Linked DNA regions of Homo sapiens: region 2 is linked to region 1. A link is a loop called in an ENCODE intact Hi-C map of the cell type or tissue named here. Cell type or tissue: mammary epithelial cell. All regions are shown on one strand. Each heading gives the region's core, and the rest is flanking DNA. Links, peaks and the distances in the headings are about the cores only.

Region 1 (8,328 bases), core at 20-8,019:
GTTGCTCTAAAAACTATACCCTCCCAGGTTCAAATCTAGGAACACAAGAGAGAATGCCTCTCTCTAAACAATTCAAGGAAATTTCTGAGCCTGATTTTCACTGACTCTAATAGAGTTATGTGACCATCACTGCACTGACCACTGTGTCCAGGCAATAAGAAGCCTCAATGAGCCATGAATATGTCCCATGCCCAACTCTCAAGTAAGAAGCACATGGAGGCTGGGTGCGGTGGCTCACACCTGTAATCCCAGCACTTTGGGAGGCTGAGGCGAGCAGATCACAAGGTTAGGAGTTCAAGACCAGCCTGGCCAATGTGATGAAACCCTGTCTCTACTAAAAATACAAAAAATTAGCCAGGTGTGATGGTGGCCACCTGTAGTCCCAGCTACTCGGGAGGCTGAGGTAAGAGAATCGCTTGAACCCAGGAGGTGGAGGTGGAGGTTGCAGTGAACCAAGCTCACACCACTGCACTCCAGCCTGGGCAACAGAGCAAGACTCCATCTCAAAAAAAAAAAAAAAAAGAAGAAGCACATGGACTGAAAGCTGGGGAGGAATTGATCCCTAGAGAAATTAAGAGAAAAATGAAAGGCAATTGGACAGCAAAAACAACAGATGTCCACTCCACCCCCATAGCTTAAATCCCTTCATGGAAAACTCCCAGATCGGTCTTCAGTGTCTCAGGATTAGCAGTAACTAAAGACAGATATGATTACGGACTCAAAAATGGTACATAACCCTGCTTAAGAATTACATCCTACATAAACTCAATATTGAGCCTCGAAGTTGAGCCTCACTACTGAGTTCTTGAAGTCCAACCTCTTCTCAAGCAACTCATCTTTCCTTTCAGATTCAGTTGCTTCTTCCCATCCCAGACAGTTCAATTAGGAGGAGGGAGCCTGTATTGTGAATTTCTTCTACTTCTGCAAGTCTTGGTTCCATCCATTAATCAACAGTTCTGTGTCTTTTCTGGCCCTGGCTTCTCTGCTCCTCCACAACTTTTGTTTTTGTTTTTGCCTTTGTTTTCAGGTATCAGAGCATGTTAAAGATGCAGCGAACACATGCTTGGGAGATGTGGGAGGTCGTTGAGGGTGTCAGAGAGAGGGGAGGTGATGAGGAAAGCTTCACAAAGGGATTTGCAACTGAGCCTTAAGTAATGATTAGGAATTTTCTAGAACAAGAATGAAAGAAGGTCATTTCAGGCCTGAATCATTGGATCCAAAACTATTTTCATCTCATCTCTCTTTTGAAGAAAGAAAACTCTTTTCTCAACCCAGAAGTTGCAAACCAGTGGCCTGCAGATAGATCAGGCTGGCAGATGTGTTACACTTGGCCCACACAACATTTTGTAGAATTTTAAGTAGTTGCCAACATTTAAAAATGGTGAGATTTTTTTTACATAAGGATCCGGATTTCCAGCTGCTCTTGAAAACTCAGCTCTGACAGCCCTGGACCTAAGCTTCTACTGGGGCAACAATTGACTAAGTTGAGTAACACCTACCCTCTGCAGGGCTGTATGACCTGCTGACCTTGCTCCTTGTTCTGTTTTCTGCCTGGCGCCTGTTGGCATTGAGTTGGTAACTCTGTCTCAACCCAAACAACTAACCATTTATGTTTCAGACTAACTCCCATTATTATCATATTATAATACTATATTATATTTTATATATTATATTATTATATTATATAACAATCTAATCTGTTGCTACTACTCCCTTGCTTTGAATCCCCAGTGATTCTCCAAATCAGCAGAACAAAGTCTAATGCAGACTGGGTTTACCTCAAACACTTCCCCTCTATTTTACCTACCAACTCCCAAACCCCAAAACCCTCTATACTAAATGTTTGCCATTTCCTAATCCCATCCTTTCCCATGACTACATACTGTTAACATGTGCTATCCCCTCCACTGGTCAAATTTCCCTGTGTCTTCAATGTCCAATTCAGAGGTCAGTGTAGATCTCCCTGGCTTGTCTGGGTAAAACTGTCCCTCCTTCCTCAGGGCTCCCATCCAGCACCGCGTTCCTACCTTGGTTCCAACACCTGCCATGTTTCTCTCTAATTATCTGTTTACGTGGCTGCCTCCTCCACACCCACCCCAGACTGAGATCCTTGAAAGCAAAAACCGTGACTGATTCATCTTTGTATATTCAGTGCCTTTCTGTATACCTTGGCAGATATCAGATACTCAATAAATTCTTGTTAAACGAATGAAGAAAGGAACAAACACACAGGGAACAAATTGGCATGTGTTCATGGAATGTCACACCTCAACAATTGTAATGAAAGGAATCATTCCCACTGAAGCTTTTCTGTCTACTCTAGCCACACAGAATTGTTCCCTTCTCTGAATCCTTGTAGAAAGAGTAGTTTATGACAGCTCCTGAGTGAGTTATTAGAGGAAGCTAATTAGAAGGAGGTCATATCCTTTGGATATTGACAGATATAGGATTACAGAGCAAAAAAAAAAAAAAAAAAAAAAAAACCTCAGTGCTAGTCTCTGACCTTTCTAGCCCCCGGCAGCTACAGGCACCAAAGCCTGTGGGGCTGCAGTTCAGGTCCCAACATCAACTCTAGTCCAGGCAGAGAGAAACTCCATAGCTGAGACACCCCAGAGAGAAGTTCTAGGATAAGTTATTATTTTCTCACTCAGCTCCAGACACAATTGGTGCACTTGCAATTCCTTGAACATACCAAGCTCCCTCCCATCTCAGAGCCTTTGCACCTTCTATTCCCTCTGCCTGGAATTCTCTTCCCCTGTGTATCTACAGGACTCACTCCCTTACTTTATTCAGATCTCAGATCATATTTAACCTTAGTAGAAAAGCCTTCCCTGATCACCAATGTAAAACTGTAGAAGTGTATCCCACAGCTTGTTACCCTCTGTTCTTTACTCTGCTTGAAGGAGGAGCTAAAGGAATGAGGGCATTACGGACCAAAGAGAGCCAGGACTTGATGTCACCAGGACTCTACTCTCTTTCCTTTTCATCTCATATCCGTTTTTTGGTTTTGCTTGGCTCCTTTCTCTTCTACCAGGCAGGCTTTCTCTGTGTGAAAAAAAAAAAAAAAAAAAAAGCCATGAGTCACAGCCTCCAAACTCAACAACTAAAAGAGAAAGGAGTTTTCCCACCCATTCCAGTGAGAATAATCTCAGAAAAATCATCGGATTGGTCTAACTCAGGTCATAAGACTATCCCTAAGCCATTATCACAGTGAGAACATGTGTGTTCTTATTGATCAGGTCTGGGTCCTACCCCAGGATTGGCTTGGATAAGGCTTTTTCGGTTTGATTCATCTCTGAACCTATCACTGCAGCCAGAGGAGGACATGCTCACCTGCCCAGGCCTGCTCACATGCAGACTTGGAGCTGGGAGTGGAGCAAGTCCCAATTGAACTATATGGTTAAGAATCAGGGAGTGGAAAATCAAGGTGAAACGTACCTTCAAGACAGAGGAGACAAATGGGTACTGGACAGACAGGTGTATTCGCTACTTGATAATGACTTTACAGTTCCCAAAGCACTTGCTCCCATCCTTCATTTATCTCCATTGAATTCTCACAGCAAGTTCTATGTGAATGCCCCAACGTTATTATCCTCAGGGAGATATTTCATTTATTAAACAACCCGTATAGTTTGGGCACTGGCCAAGCAAAAGGGACTCCAGCTGTGAACCACAGGGATGAACACCCTGGTTAACAGCAGTAGAACAACAGCCTCATCACACCCATTTCACAGGTGAAGATGCTGAAGCCAGGAGAGATGTTTAGACTTGTGCCCAGGTGCATAAAAAATGGGTAGGAAGAACTTGAGACCCTTGATGCCAAGTATAGGCCCCTTTCCAATGTCCTAAACTATCCCTCTGTCCACACCCATCAGGGAAGTGAAGTGAGGCAGGATGGAGGGAACCAGAGGAGAGTTGCTATTATGATCCCAACCACGTGGAGAAAGAAGCCAGCATGCTGTAGCTTGCAAGGAGGCTGCTTAGTCGGTGCCACAAAAACCTGGAAAGCAGTGCCTGCCAGACGGCAGGGACAAGGAGCAGCCAATGAGATGGGAGTTTGCAGCCAGGATGGCAGATGCCAGGAAGGCTGCAGCTATTCTAGGATGCAGGCAGTGACTGCTCCATTACCCCAGCCCTCCCAGTCCCCATTTCCCTAGGGTATTGGGGAGATCTCCATCCTCTCTCCAGCTCCTTATTGATGTAGGGTCCGAAAGCTGAGACTTTAGAGTCAGGCAGTCAGGCCAAAGGGATTCAGCCCCTTAAAGAAAATGGTGAACTATCATCTCAAAACATGGAAAATGCTTAGTCACTGTCCTGAATACAACTCTACAGTCACCCAACCTATTCAGAATTCATCTGGTCCAAATGCCCCATGCTATTAGATGCAGAAACTGAGGCCAAGGGAGAGGATATGATTCGCTCCACGGCCCCACAGCATATTTGAAGGATAGCTGGGCATTGCCAGATTTCTCAGTTCAGGACTCCTTCCCCTGGGGATTGAGAGGCAGGCTGAGTCTCATTTGGGATCATGATCCTTCTATTTCATGGGGCTGTTGGAGCTTGGCCTTCCATGGCTAGATCAACTCTTGACCTTTATGCCTCACATTCTCCCAGTAAAGGCCATGTTGTAGCTGCAGGTGTGGATTCCTGCTACAACCCCTCTTCTCTGCCCTCATGTGCTCCACTGAGGACTATACAATGCACCCTCAGGCCCCACTCTCTATTCTGGATTCAGAGCCTGAACCAGCCCAAAGCACCCAGCCTTCACTTCTCCATCACGGTGTAGTTCCTCTCAGCTCTCCATACCAAAAGCATCTGTTGGGCAAAAACATCTTGGCCCAAAGTCCCTCCTGGAGTAAGGGAAAAACAAAAGAATAATAAGAAAGAAATTTCTCTTTTTCTGCTCCTGACAAGTACTAACCTTTCCATTGCCCCTACATTCTCAGCCTGGCTGGACAACAAAGAGTGTTTCACACAGGTCTGTCATGCCTTCAGTGTACAGCTTTGTGGTTAGGGGCACAAACTCTGGATATACCAGACAGTCCAGAGTTAGAATCCGCCTCTGCCATTGACTAGGTATGTGACCTGGAAACACCTTCTTTCCCCTGCCTGTTTTCTCATCTGTGAAATGGTGTCACCTCAAAGGGTTGGGAGACTTGAATGACATAAAGGATTTGGCTCTGTGCCTAGGATAGTCAGTGCTTGATGCTTTTTTTAGCAGTAGGAAGCTGTTAATTGCCACATGTTGTGGGATGAAGGGGATGTCACTACAGCCACCACTACCTTTCCTGCTCCTTTCAGTCCCTCTCAAGCTCTGGTTCTGCCAAAGCCTTCCCTGATTACTCTCATCTCTCCATCAGTCTTTCTTTCCAGAACCTGTACACCTCCATTTCCCATCCAGCTTAGTTCTGAATTAAATTCCATGTCTAATAGTTCTGATTTGGTGTTGTCCTTGTCCCCACCTAAAACCATAAACTCTCATCAGACAAGACCAATGGGTTTTCTTCTACCCCTGGCAGTGCAAAGTCCAGGACCAGGCAGGTGGGGGGTGCTGGAAAAGTTAGCAATTGAGTGATTGTACAGCCAATTTGTCACTTTCATGGGATCGGAGTGAGGCTATCTCAGAATCTTCTGTATCTACTTCATCTCTTGCTCTTTCCATTCTTTGATACTTTGACACATCCACATCCCAGAGCACATCATGAGATCCTGGAGCCAGACCTAGAAACCTATTAAACAAGGGAACCCCAGCATGTCTCATTTATTACCCAAAGGAAGGAAATTAGCATCACATGTATAAAGCACTCAGTAGTCTATAAAATGCTCTTAGCAATTCACTTCGTGAGGAAGTGCCTTTTCCCACTTCCACAGAGGGATACCGAGCCTCAAGGGATTAGGAGACTAATCCAGGCTCACACAGCTGATAAGGAACAGCCCAGACATTTTGGCCCAGTGCTGCTAGCCCTCAATCTGGTGCTTTGCCCTCTGCACCGCCTGCCATGCAGGGAATACATGTTAATATCTCTCTGTATTAGTCTGTTCTCATGCTGCTAATAAAGACATACCCAAGACTGGTTAATTTATAAAGGAAAGAGGTTTAACTGAATCACAGTTGCACATGGCTGGCATCATGGTGGAATGCAAAGGAGGAGCAAGGCCACATCTCACATGGTGGCAGGCAAGAGGGCATGTGCAGGGGAACTCCCCTTTATAAAACCATCAGCTCTCTGCTGGGTGTGGTGGCTCACACCTGTAATCCCAGCACTTTGGGAGGCCGAGACGGGTGGATCACCTGAAGTCAGGAGTTCGAGAACAGTCTGGCCAACATGGCGAAACCCCATCTCTATTAAAAATACAAAAAAAAATTAGTTGGGCGTGGCAGTGAGTGCCTGTAATCCCAGCTACTCGAGAGGCTGAGGCAGGAGAATCACCTGAGCCCAGGAGGCAGAGGTTGCAGTGAGCCAAGATCACGCCACTGCACTCCAGCCTGGGTGATAAGAGTGAAACTCGGTCTCAAAAAAAAAAAAAAAAAAAAAATCACATCTCACGAGACTTATTCACTATCATGAGAACAGCATGGGAAAACCCTGCCCCCATGATTCAATTACCTCCCACTGGGTCCCTCCTATGACATGTGGGGATTATTACAATTCATGGTGAGATTTGGGTGGGGACACAAAGCCAAACCATATCACTCTCTTTCTTGGCCACAGGTGGACTTGAAAAACCCTTTCCCTTAACCAAGCAGGAGCCCCAGTAGCTGCTTTGTTCAACGTCTGTTTCTCTAAGGTCTCCTACTCTGGAATATTTAGGAAAACCCAAGGTGGCTCAAAAAGATCATCCCTGTACCAAGCCTCAGGGATTCTAGTGTGACCCAACCTCTCCCAGTCCCTATAGGCATCTCTTTCAAACATCAGAACTGGTGCAGACTCAATAGAAGAAAGGTGTGACTCCAAGATGTCCTCCCTCACAGCCCTTTATCACAATGGGGCTCTCTTCACCGTAGAAGGGAAGGCTGAGGCTCAGAAATATGGTGTAGGCTTGGACTTTGGAAGGAGAATGACTAAGCTGAAGTTCTTCCTCTGCCATTTACAAGCTGTGTGACTTTGGAAAACTTTCTTAATGTTTTTGCTTTTAATTTCCTCATGTATAAAAGATGGGGTTGTCATACTTAGGTTTAAGACTATTGCACGTGCCTGTAATTCTAGCACTTTGGGAGGCCGAGGTGGGCAGATCACTTGAGGTCAGGAGTTTGAGACCAGCTGGCCAACATGGTGAAACACCATCGCTACTAAAAATATAAAAATTAGCCAGGCATGGTGATGCATGCCTGTAATCCCAGCTACTCGGGAGGCTGAGGCAGGAGATTCGCTTGAACCTGGGACGTGGAGGTTGCGTTGAGGCAAGATCACGCCACTGCACTCCAGCCTGGGCAACAGAATGAGACTCCACCTCAAAAAAATAGAAGACTATTGCAAAGATTTTAAAAGATGGCACAGGTACAACACTGAACACAGTGTTTCATGAGTGACAGTCATAAGCTTTTCTACCACCTAACTGTGTTACTTTTAGCAAACTACCTAATTTATCTCGGCCTCGGTTGTTTTGTGATTCTTTTCAAGGGAAAAAAAAAGCACCTCCCTTCATAAGCCTGCTATAAGAACAATATAAAATAGTTGACATAAAGCACTTAATCTCTTGCCTGTCACAGGAAAGGTGCTCAACACCTGTTAGCTCTGTGTTGATGTCCCCAGATCAGAGAGCCAGAAAAGGAGGGCTAAAGTTCCAACCAGGATCTTCTGGTTCCAACCCAGCAGCACCTGAGCAAGGTTGATAATGGTAAAGAAAAGAAGAAATAAGCAATAGGGGCCTCACAAACACAGGCAGGAATAAATCACTCCCATGTGGCAGTTTTCTGTGCCTGACCCAAGAGATAGGTGTTGCACCTTTATCCATGTGGACAGATAAGAAAGAGCAAAGGGCATAGGTCACAGAGGTGAGTATGACCTCATTGCAGTGCCAGGATATTTCCAGGCAATTGGCAAGACTTATTGACAATCATCCAATAAATAGGATAAATAGTTCTTACTTCCCAAGTGCCTGGGAAGAGAGCTTGCAGCTCTTTCCAATTCCTGCCTCTCATCTCTTCCTCCTCGGACACTGCAGCTCTCCGTTTCTGGAAAATCTCAGGGCAGAATCTGGGCTCCTTCCCACTTTCCTCTGTCCAGAATTCTAAGGATGCCTGGGAGAAGGCATCTGCCCTGAATGAATGGGTCAGAGGCATGATTCCAAGTGACTGGCTGGTAATTGGAAGAGCTCAGTGGTCTG
Region 2 (8,286 bases), core at 287-8,286, 70 kb after region 1:
TTGCTGTAAGCAAAAACCAGCTTTTCTCACCTTTTCTCCTGCACTTTCTCTATTCAGTTGTTCGATTATTTAAGCAAACATCCTTTAAGCATCTGCCACATTCCAGGCACTGGGAACAAAAAAGATGCATAAACGTAGCCCTAGTCTAGAGGATCTGCCCAGAGAGCAGAAGAGATGAGAAGGAATGCAGAGCCCAGACAGAGTGGCCAGATCTGGGCTTTTCTAGAGACCTGTTCCCTGTGCGCAGGGGACAAGGGGCTGGGAGTACTAGGGTGCTGGCCAAGTGGGGTGCTTCAAGTAGGTTTGGGGAATCCATTTCTGATTATCCACTGTCCATGTAAGAAGCTGCCTCAAGTAGCAAGAGATGTGCCATATAACTAAATAATAAAGTACAGAACAATATTCGGGGAGATGCTCACTGAGCACAAATAGTCCTTTGTCTCATGTCCTCAGGTTTCTAGTTATTTAGGCAAGAAAATGCACCCTAAGGTGGCTTTGGAAGTAGGAGAATGTCAGACATTTATACCCCTGTGGAATTGAACGTGGGCCTGTGCATTGAGCCAGCACACTAGCCCTGTCTTGGGACCCCTCTGTGGTGCAGACCAGAATATGGGTGTTTGTCCCCACTGCATCCTGTACTTCCTCCGCAATATGCTTACTGCACTTTATTATTGATTGTTAAACTCCAAAAGAGCAGGAATCACATGTATATCTTGTATTGCTTCATCTCATCACCAAGCATGTGCCTGATATATGGACATAGAAAGATATTTCTACATGGGACAAAATACCTGAGCAATGTTCCTCCAAACCGTCAAGGTCATCAAAAACAAAGCCTGTGAAACTGTCACAGCCAAGAGAAGTCTGAGACATGATGACTAAATGTGATGTGGTATTCTGCATGAGATCCTGGAACAGAGAAAGAACATGAGCTAAAAAGTAAGGAAGTCTGAACTTCAGTTCATAGTGAGGTATCAATAGGGTTGGACTTCAGTTCATAGTGGACTTCAGTTCATAGTGAGGTATCAATAGGGTTCATTAATTGTGGCAAGCATGTCCTGCTAATCTAAAATGCTAATAATAAAGGAAACTGGGTGTGGAATATATGAGGACTCTCTGTATTCTATCAGCAACTTTTCTGTAAATCTAAAACTCTTCTGAAACAAAAGGTTTATTAACAAAACCTCGAATGATCCTCAAGCACCTTTGTGCCCTCCTACTTCCCAGTTGGTGGCTCATCATGGATCTGACTCTCCACTTGCCCTGTGTGTTCTCAATAAGAGACTTCCTCTCCTTTCTAAGCCTAGAGTCACAGAACACGCTCTTGCCTGGCAGTGAGGAACCTGAGATCTAGTCCCACTTCTGCCACCATCCCACTATATGACCATGTGTCAATCATTTCCCCCTCCCAACCATAAGCCTCAGTTTACCCCTCTGTTCAATGAGAAAGTAAGACTAGAAGGTGCTTCTAGTCGGTCCATGAAGGCAGGGATGGTGTGTCTCATTCACGGCAGCATCTCCAGCTTCTAAGACAGTCCCAGGCACAAGACAGACACTGAAAAACAAAAAAGGATTCAATGAATAAATAAATGAGCATTGCTCTGATACTCCAACACTCTAACTAGAAATGGAAACTTCTAGAGTGAGCTCAGCATCTCAGAACCTCCTTTCTTGTGTATTTGATTTCAAGCTCCCTGGGTCACATCTTTGTGTCTGTCTCCAACGTCGTGCATGGAGACTTTATAAGCATTTGTGCAATGATTGAGAAGAGCTGGCCCTCCCAGATCAGGCCCTGCAAGTGTTGAACTCCTTGGAATGCAGACAGTGGTGTCTGCTGAGACGGTAGGGAGGTGTGTCACATCTAAAGCTTATTGCGCTGGGGGTCATCCTGGCTTCTGAAGTTGGGGAGGATCTTCCCACGGAATCTATCTGCCTCTTTTTAACAAGCTCAGACTGAAAGGGCCTGGGCCTCCCAACCCCTAGTTAGGAGACCCTGGCAGATAACTTAGAGGAAGATAGCTCAAACCCAGGGAGGGAAGAAACTGGAAGTGACAAAAAGAATAAAAAAGAAAAGAAAAAAAGAAAAAAAAAAAGCCCTGCACAACCCCAATTGTCTAGAGACCTGGATTCCTGGATTTTAGTCCCAGCCCCCAGTATTCTCGGCATCCACGCCATGAGAACTGGGCAAGATTTTCTCTGTGCCTCTAACTGGCCAACCTCCCAGAGTTGGAGTGGGGGTGAGTAAAAACAAGGATGAGTGTTCGTTCCAGTTCCTCAGAGGGGCTGTGTTCTCCGTGGGCAATTCCTCTGCCCAGAACATTTTCCCCACTAACCACTTACACTCCATGCTTCAGAGCAGGCTCCAGGCAGGCACCGTGGCTGTAAAGTCTCCCCTGACGCCCTGCCTGACTCCTTCCATTGTCTCCACGACAGGCCCTCGAACACTTCACACATTCCCTTAGAACTCACCACCCTGGGCTGTAATCGCCCATTTCACTGTCTGCCTCCACCAGCCGACTGCGAGCCCACTGGAGGCCGCTCACCATTTGGTCCTGCGTCCAGCATAGCGCTTGGCACATACGTGATAAATAAGGACTTGTGGAACAAACAGATGAATGAATGGGTGAATAAATGAAGGCATGTGTGAACCAGTGAATTAGTAAGTGCTGTCACAACCAAGGGAAGGCTAAAACCGTATCATGTTTTGGATAGCTTACCTCAGATTTCCCAGGAGACTTGCTGAGGTTTTTTACAGCATCTGTAAAAATAATGATAATAGTGGCTCCAATAGCCTGTTGTTGCCGTCGTAAATTCCCAAAGGGCTTTCCCTGGTGTGTTTCAGAAGAGGGAGAGCAGGCACTGATTCCCTGCCCTCAGTCTCCCTCCCTGCCTCCCCGTTTCTTCTTCCCACCTATGTTCTCACTCTCTGTCTCTCTCTGTCTCTATTTCTCTCTCCTCACTCTGCCTCTCTTTCACGGTCTCTGTCTCTGTCTTTGTCTCTGTTTCTTTCTCTTCCCACTGTCCCTGTCTCTCTCTCTCTCTCTCTCTTTCACTCTCTCTGCCTGTTTCTCTCTCTTCCCTCTCTCTCAATCTCTCTCTCCTCTCTCTTCTCTCCCTCTCCTTCTTTCTGTCTTTTTCTTTCACTATTTCTGCCTCTGTTTCTCTTTCCTCTCTCTTTCTGTCTCTCTTTTCTCTTTCTCTCCCTCCATCTCTGTCTCTTACACTATCTTTGCCTCTGTTTCTCTCTTCTCTCTCCCTCCCTCTGCCTCTGTCTCTATCTTTTTCACTATCTCTGCTCTGTTTCTCTCTCTTCTCAATCTCTCTCTTTCTCCCTGTCTCTCCTCTCTCTCCCTCCTTTGTCTCTATCTTTCTCTTTCACTGTCTACCTGATTCACTCTCTCTTCCCTCTCCCTCTGTCTTTTCTCTCTCAATTCCTCTCTCCCTGCTTCTATATCTCTCTCTTTCACTATCTCTGCCTCTGTTTCTCTCTCCCCATACTTCATTTCTCTCTCTCTGTCTCTCTCTCTCTTTCTCTCTCCCCCTCTCTCTCTTCCCTTGTCTCTATCTTTCTCTTCACTATCTCGCCTCTCTCTCTTCTTTCTCTGTCCCTCTGCTTTCTCCTCTCTGCCCTGTCTCTGTCTTTCGGGTACTCTCCATCATTTCCCTCCCCATCCCCATTCACTCTCCACTGTGTGCCAGGCATCTCACACAGAAGTTCTCACTTTCCTTCCCAGACACCTAGTGTTGCCTCATTTGTACTTTGGGAGAAACATCCCCTTACCATGGTCAAGAATGTGGGCTTTGGGCTTGGGAGCCAGACAGATTCAGCTGGTTCCAAGCCCAGCTCTTCCACCTGCTAGTCTGTGATCTTGGTCAAGAGGTCTAACTAACCTCTCTGAGTCTCAGCTTCCTTATGAGCAAAATGAGGTGAAAATGCCCCCTCTTAAAGGATGGCTGCAAGGATTAAATGAGATAATGCTTGGGAAATGCTTAGCACAGTGGCAGAACTCCATAAATGCGAGCTCTCTTGTTACTATCAGTTCTACTATGATTATTATTTTTTTGCATTGTCTGCAAACATTATTAATACCCAGGAGATCATTATTGAAGATGACAAATACCTCTGGACTGAATAGCCCCACCACCACGCCGACCCCAGGATCATTTCAGCCCCTTCCCCCCTCCTCCAAATAGATGACCACCAAAGCCCAGTTGGCTGTGGTTCTGACCCTCTGGTCTTCTATGCCCACTTTAATTTGGGCAGAATCCATCTGGATAGAGATTCCCTAAGCCTGGCTTTCCCAAAAAATTATCTGAGTTTTTAGTAATTGTAAATATCTGGGGTGAGTCAAGGAGAGTCTGACTCCATAGGTCTGGGGTGATACCCAGGAACTGGGTATTTTCAAAAGCATCCAGAGCGACTCTGATTGGAGAACAGGGATTCAAGCTTCTGGTCTAAACTCAGTGGCTACTCAAGTGATATTAAGTAAATCAATCAATAGGAGATGGTAAATGAATAAAGGCATAAATGAGTAGATGGATTGGTGGATGGATGGATGGATGGATGGATGGATGGATGGATGGATAGATGAGTAATAGGTCTACCTCCATGGGAAGAAATGCTGGTATTTTTCCCCAGACCTATGCTCTGGCCTCCAAAATATGTGTCCTTTTGTTCTGTGGCTTTTCAGAGCACAACACTTAGCTGCTCCCCTGTTTCTTTTCTTCCTTTTCTTCTCTGCACCTAAATCCCATCCTTTCCCTTTCCTGATGCCTATTTCCTCCATCCTCTCTCCCTCCTCACTTCGCCCCCTCCTTTTAGCTCCCACTTCTCTTTACGGCTTCCCCCTCACCATGCTGAAACATTTGCAAGCTGGAGGTTATCCCAAGACACTTTCATGAGAAGAGGCTTTGGACACAACAGTTGCACAAACAGTTTTATTTGATGAACCACAGTGACTAACAGGATCAGAAGACAGTGCAGATATTCTGAAGAAGGCACTGGGGGAGGTAAGGGGGTATCACAGCAGGCAGCCTCCTCTGCTTCTGTCCCAGTTCACAGATGAGTTCCAGGCAGGAAGTCTCTGCAGGTCACCCACGGCGGCCTCAGAGGGACAATTTCTTCCCTTCTAGAAGCCTCTTCCAGTGTTCACTGGATGCTTTGAGGACAGCTCTGGGCAGAGGAGGTGACTCTGTGAAAGATGCTATCTTAAGATGGGGAGACTAGGCTGTGAGGAGCCCCTTCCCCTCTCCTCCTCCCTCTGCCCCCAGAGCTGGCGTCATTCCAGGGAGGGTCAAGATGTCCATTCACATCAAGCTGGGCTTTTCTTATCTCCATCGCTCATGTCTTGTCCTTCACTTTCATAGTCCTCCAAGAACAAAACCCGGAATAGACACTCCCAGCCTCTAGCTCACAAAGGCCCCACTATTAATTTCATCCTCACGGTCTCTCTGGCAGTGTAGACATCATGCTATCTGCACACTTGCTCCAGTCCCTATTCCCAGATCCCCAATCCAGCAGAAGCCAAGAGGTCCAATCCTGAGGGTAGGGAGAGAAAAAACCCACCCCGTGCCTTTTGGCCCATGGCAAGCAGGAGGCCTCCTTAGGAAGAGGGCCACTGACCCTGGAACAAGAAAGGACGATGAGGGCAATGCTCATAAATTTGAAGCCAGGCGGGGAGGCACCGGAAAGGGGCCAAGGGAGGCTCTCAACTAGCCTCTTACTTCCTTCATGGAGCCCAAGAAGGAGCAGGAACCCAGCTCAGTAGGACGCCCCCAAGCCTTGGCGCCAGCTGCTTTGGGGAGGGATCTCCCTACAGGAAGCCTGGTGCAAACATTAACTTCGCTCCTAAAGCACGGACCAGCCGTTGGAGCCCCCAAATCCAGTAGGGGGTGGACTCATTTTTATTCTACATTTTTCATTGCCTCAGTGTGTCCCTGCCCCCCACCACCCCCTGCCAAGGGTAATGTGTGAACAGCAGAGTTGCAGTGGATTGGGGGGTGGGAGGAGGTTTGTCCAAATGACCCAGGCACACTGCTGTTCATGCCAGGCTCATCCATATAGACATATAAGTACAACACACACAGACAAGAGGCAGGCATCTCCATCCCAAACAACATGATTCTTGGCACCAAGTAGCACCAGTGCCCAAGAAAGAAATCAGTATGATGGGGTAAGATGGGGAGATGAGGAAACCCTTCAGCTCACAGTTATGCAGGAAGTCAGAAACAGGAGGACTCGGGGAGCGAGCCAAGCAGTGTCTGGACTAAATGCAGACACCCCTCCATCCTCTCTCTCTAGTTGCCCTTCCCAACTCCCCACTCACATAATGAAACCAAGGAGTACATCCATTCATCAGCCCTGCTGCCTTCCAATTCTCATAGAAAATAGAGGAAGGATGAAAGGGTCTGCGGACAATTTGGAGAAAGCATATCTAGTCAGTGTCATGGTGCCATGGGGGAACTGCAGGAATCACACTAGCCCCAATGCCCAAAATGACAGGGAAGTGATCCAATTTTAGGGCAAGCTCTGGAGCTCCCAGATCTAAGGGCTGGAGCACTAATTATCTGCTGACACACAGCCCACCCCCGGCCCCAGCCCATTCCCTGCCTCACACTCAGAAAACAGGATAGAAAGCTTAAACAGGGTCAGTCTCTGCAAGCTTTGGGATCCTTAACCCTTAGTAGCCCTTCAGAACAAGAAAGTAGACAGGGGAGAAGGATGGATGGAGGGAGGGGGACGAGCTGTAGGAGGGGATTGGTGCCAGAAGGCAGGGATAAGGAGCGGCAGCTGCAGAGAGTGGTGGGGGAAAAACTACAAGGAAAGAAGGGAGGAAAGACGATTGCAGATCTAAGAAAGCAGCAGAGGGAAACAAGCTTTTACTGCGTCCAGACTCAGGCTTCAACATTTTAGGATCAATATGACTTTCCCCCATTTCATACCAATGGAGAAACTGAGGCTGAGTGAGATTAAATGGCTTGTGCAGGGTCAGGTCTGTAGAGCCCAGTCTCTTTCCCCTAAACCACAAACCTCTGAGAAAGAATAAAGCAGTAGAGGAGGACAGGGCGGGGCAGAATCAGGGGACAGTTAAAGGATGTGCATAGGACAAGGAGTAGCCACACTACCTGATTTTCAGAAAGCAAGGGCAAAGGCCGGGGAGGGCCGAGGGCGCCAGGCTTCTCTCTGCTCCCAGCCCTAGTCAACCACAAGGGTCTCCTGGCTGTAGGGGATGGATTTCTCGTGCATCTGTTCTCCACCCTTGCCCATGTTGGGGCCGGGCCCCTGGCTGTGCCCCGAAGAGTAGCTGGCTGACTTCTCCCCACTGCTGCTGTGGGAGGTGCCTGCGCACCTGCTCTGGCCACAGCAGAGCATGGAGGTGCAGGCCTGGCGGAAGCGGGGGTCGAAAAAGGCATAGAGGAAGGGGTTGAGGCAGCTGTTGACGTAGCTGATGCAGGTGCAGTAGGGGAAGATGTTCATGAGGAAGAGGTCAAAGTCACAGGGCCAGTGCAGCAGGCTGCCCAGCATGTACAGCGTCTTCACCAGGTGGTAGGGCATCCAGCACAGGGCAAAGGTCACCACCAGCACCACGATGATGCTGAGCAGCCGGCGCCGCTTCCGCAGGCCCTCGATGCGTTCCTTGCGGAAGTGGCCAGCGATGGTTTGGGCGATGAAGAAGTAACAGGTCAGCATGATGGTGAAGGGCACCACAAAGCCCACGGTGGTGGACGAGACCCCAAGGCCCACCTCCCAGGCCCACTCTGAGCTCACAGTGGCCACCATGGAGTAGTCCATGTAGCACTGCACCTTAGTGGTGTTCTCCAAGTCCCCGGTGGTGCGTAACACCATGACAGGCATGGCCAGGAGGGCGGCCAGCACCCAAAGAACTGCCGTGGCCACGGCCCCGCTGACCCGCAGCCTCAGCCGAGCATTGGCCACTGGCCTCACGATGGCCAGGTAGCGGTCGAAGCTGAGGCCGGTGAGGCAGAAGACGCTGGCGTACATGTTGACGAAGATGAGGTAGCTGCTGAGCTTGCAGAAGAAGGTCCCAAAGGGCCAGTCATAGTCCCGGTACGTGTAGGTAGCCCACAGGGGCAGCGTCACCACGAAGGTCAGGTCAGCCACCGCCAGGCTAGCAATGAAGATATCAGCTGAGCGCCTCTTCTCCCGGCTGCTCCGAAACACGGTCCAGAGCACCAGACCGTTGCCCGTGGTGCCCAGGAGGAAGACCAACATGTAGATGGCAGGGATGAGGGCCCCCGAGGATTTCCAGTCTGTGTACTCACACT

Evidence for each region. Hi-C counts contacts between places; a loop is a spot of excess contacts. Peaks named below come from ENCODE experiments on the same cell type or tissue, not always from the same donor. Only the 100,000 strongest peaks of a DNase experiment are listed, where the experiment ranks them.
Region 2: it touches region 1 in a loop (1.8-fold over the local background); 2 of 110 quality-filtered maps call a loop at or near these places.

What each region holds. Positions count from the first base shown.
Region 1 is chr11:57,159,364-57,167,691 of GRCh38, forward strand. It overlaps LOC105369309 (a long non-coding RNA gene), which reads right to left. Exons shown (of 7, transcript XR_007062670.1): 5 at 2,935-3,045. Among named protein-coding and RNA genes, the nearest start is that of LRRC55, 18 kb to the right of the region's middle. In mammary epithelial cell, for the core only: no CTCF peak of the experiment used is centred there; no DNase peak of the experiment used is centred there.
Region 2 is chr11:57,228,667-57,236,952 of GRCh38, forward strand. It overlaps APLNR (apelin receptor), which reads right to left. Exons shown (of 1, transcript NM_005161.6): 1 at 4,925-8,286. The coding sequence ends at 7,196. LOC105369309 (a long non-coding RNA gene) reads right to left here and starts at 2,960. Exons shown (of 7, transcript XR_007062670.1): 1 at 2,718-2,960; 2 at 792-1,555. RefSeq lists an enhancer at 8,226-8,286. In mammary epithelial cell, for the core only: no CTCF peak of the experiment used is centred there; no DNase peak of the experiment used is centred there.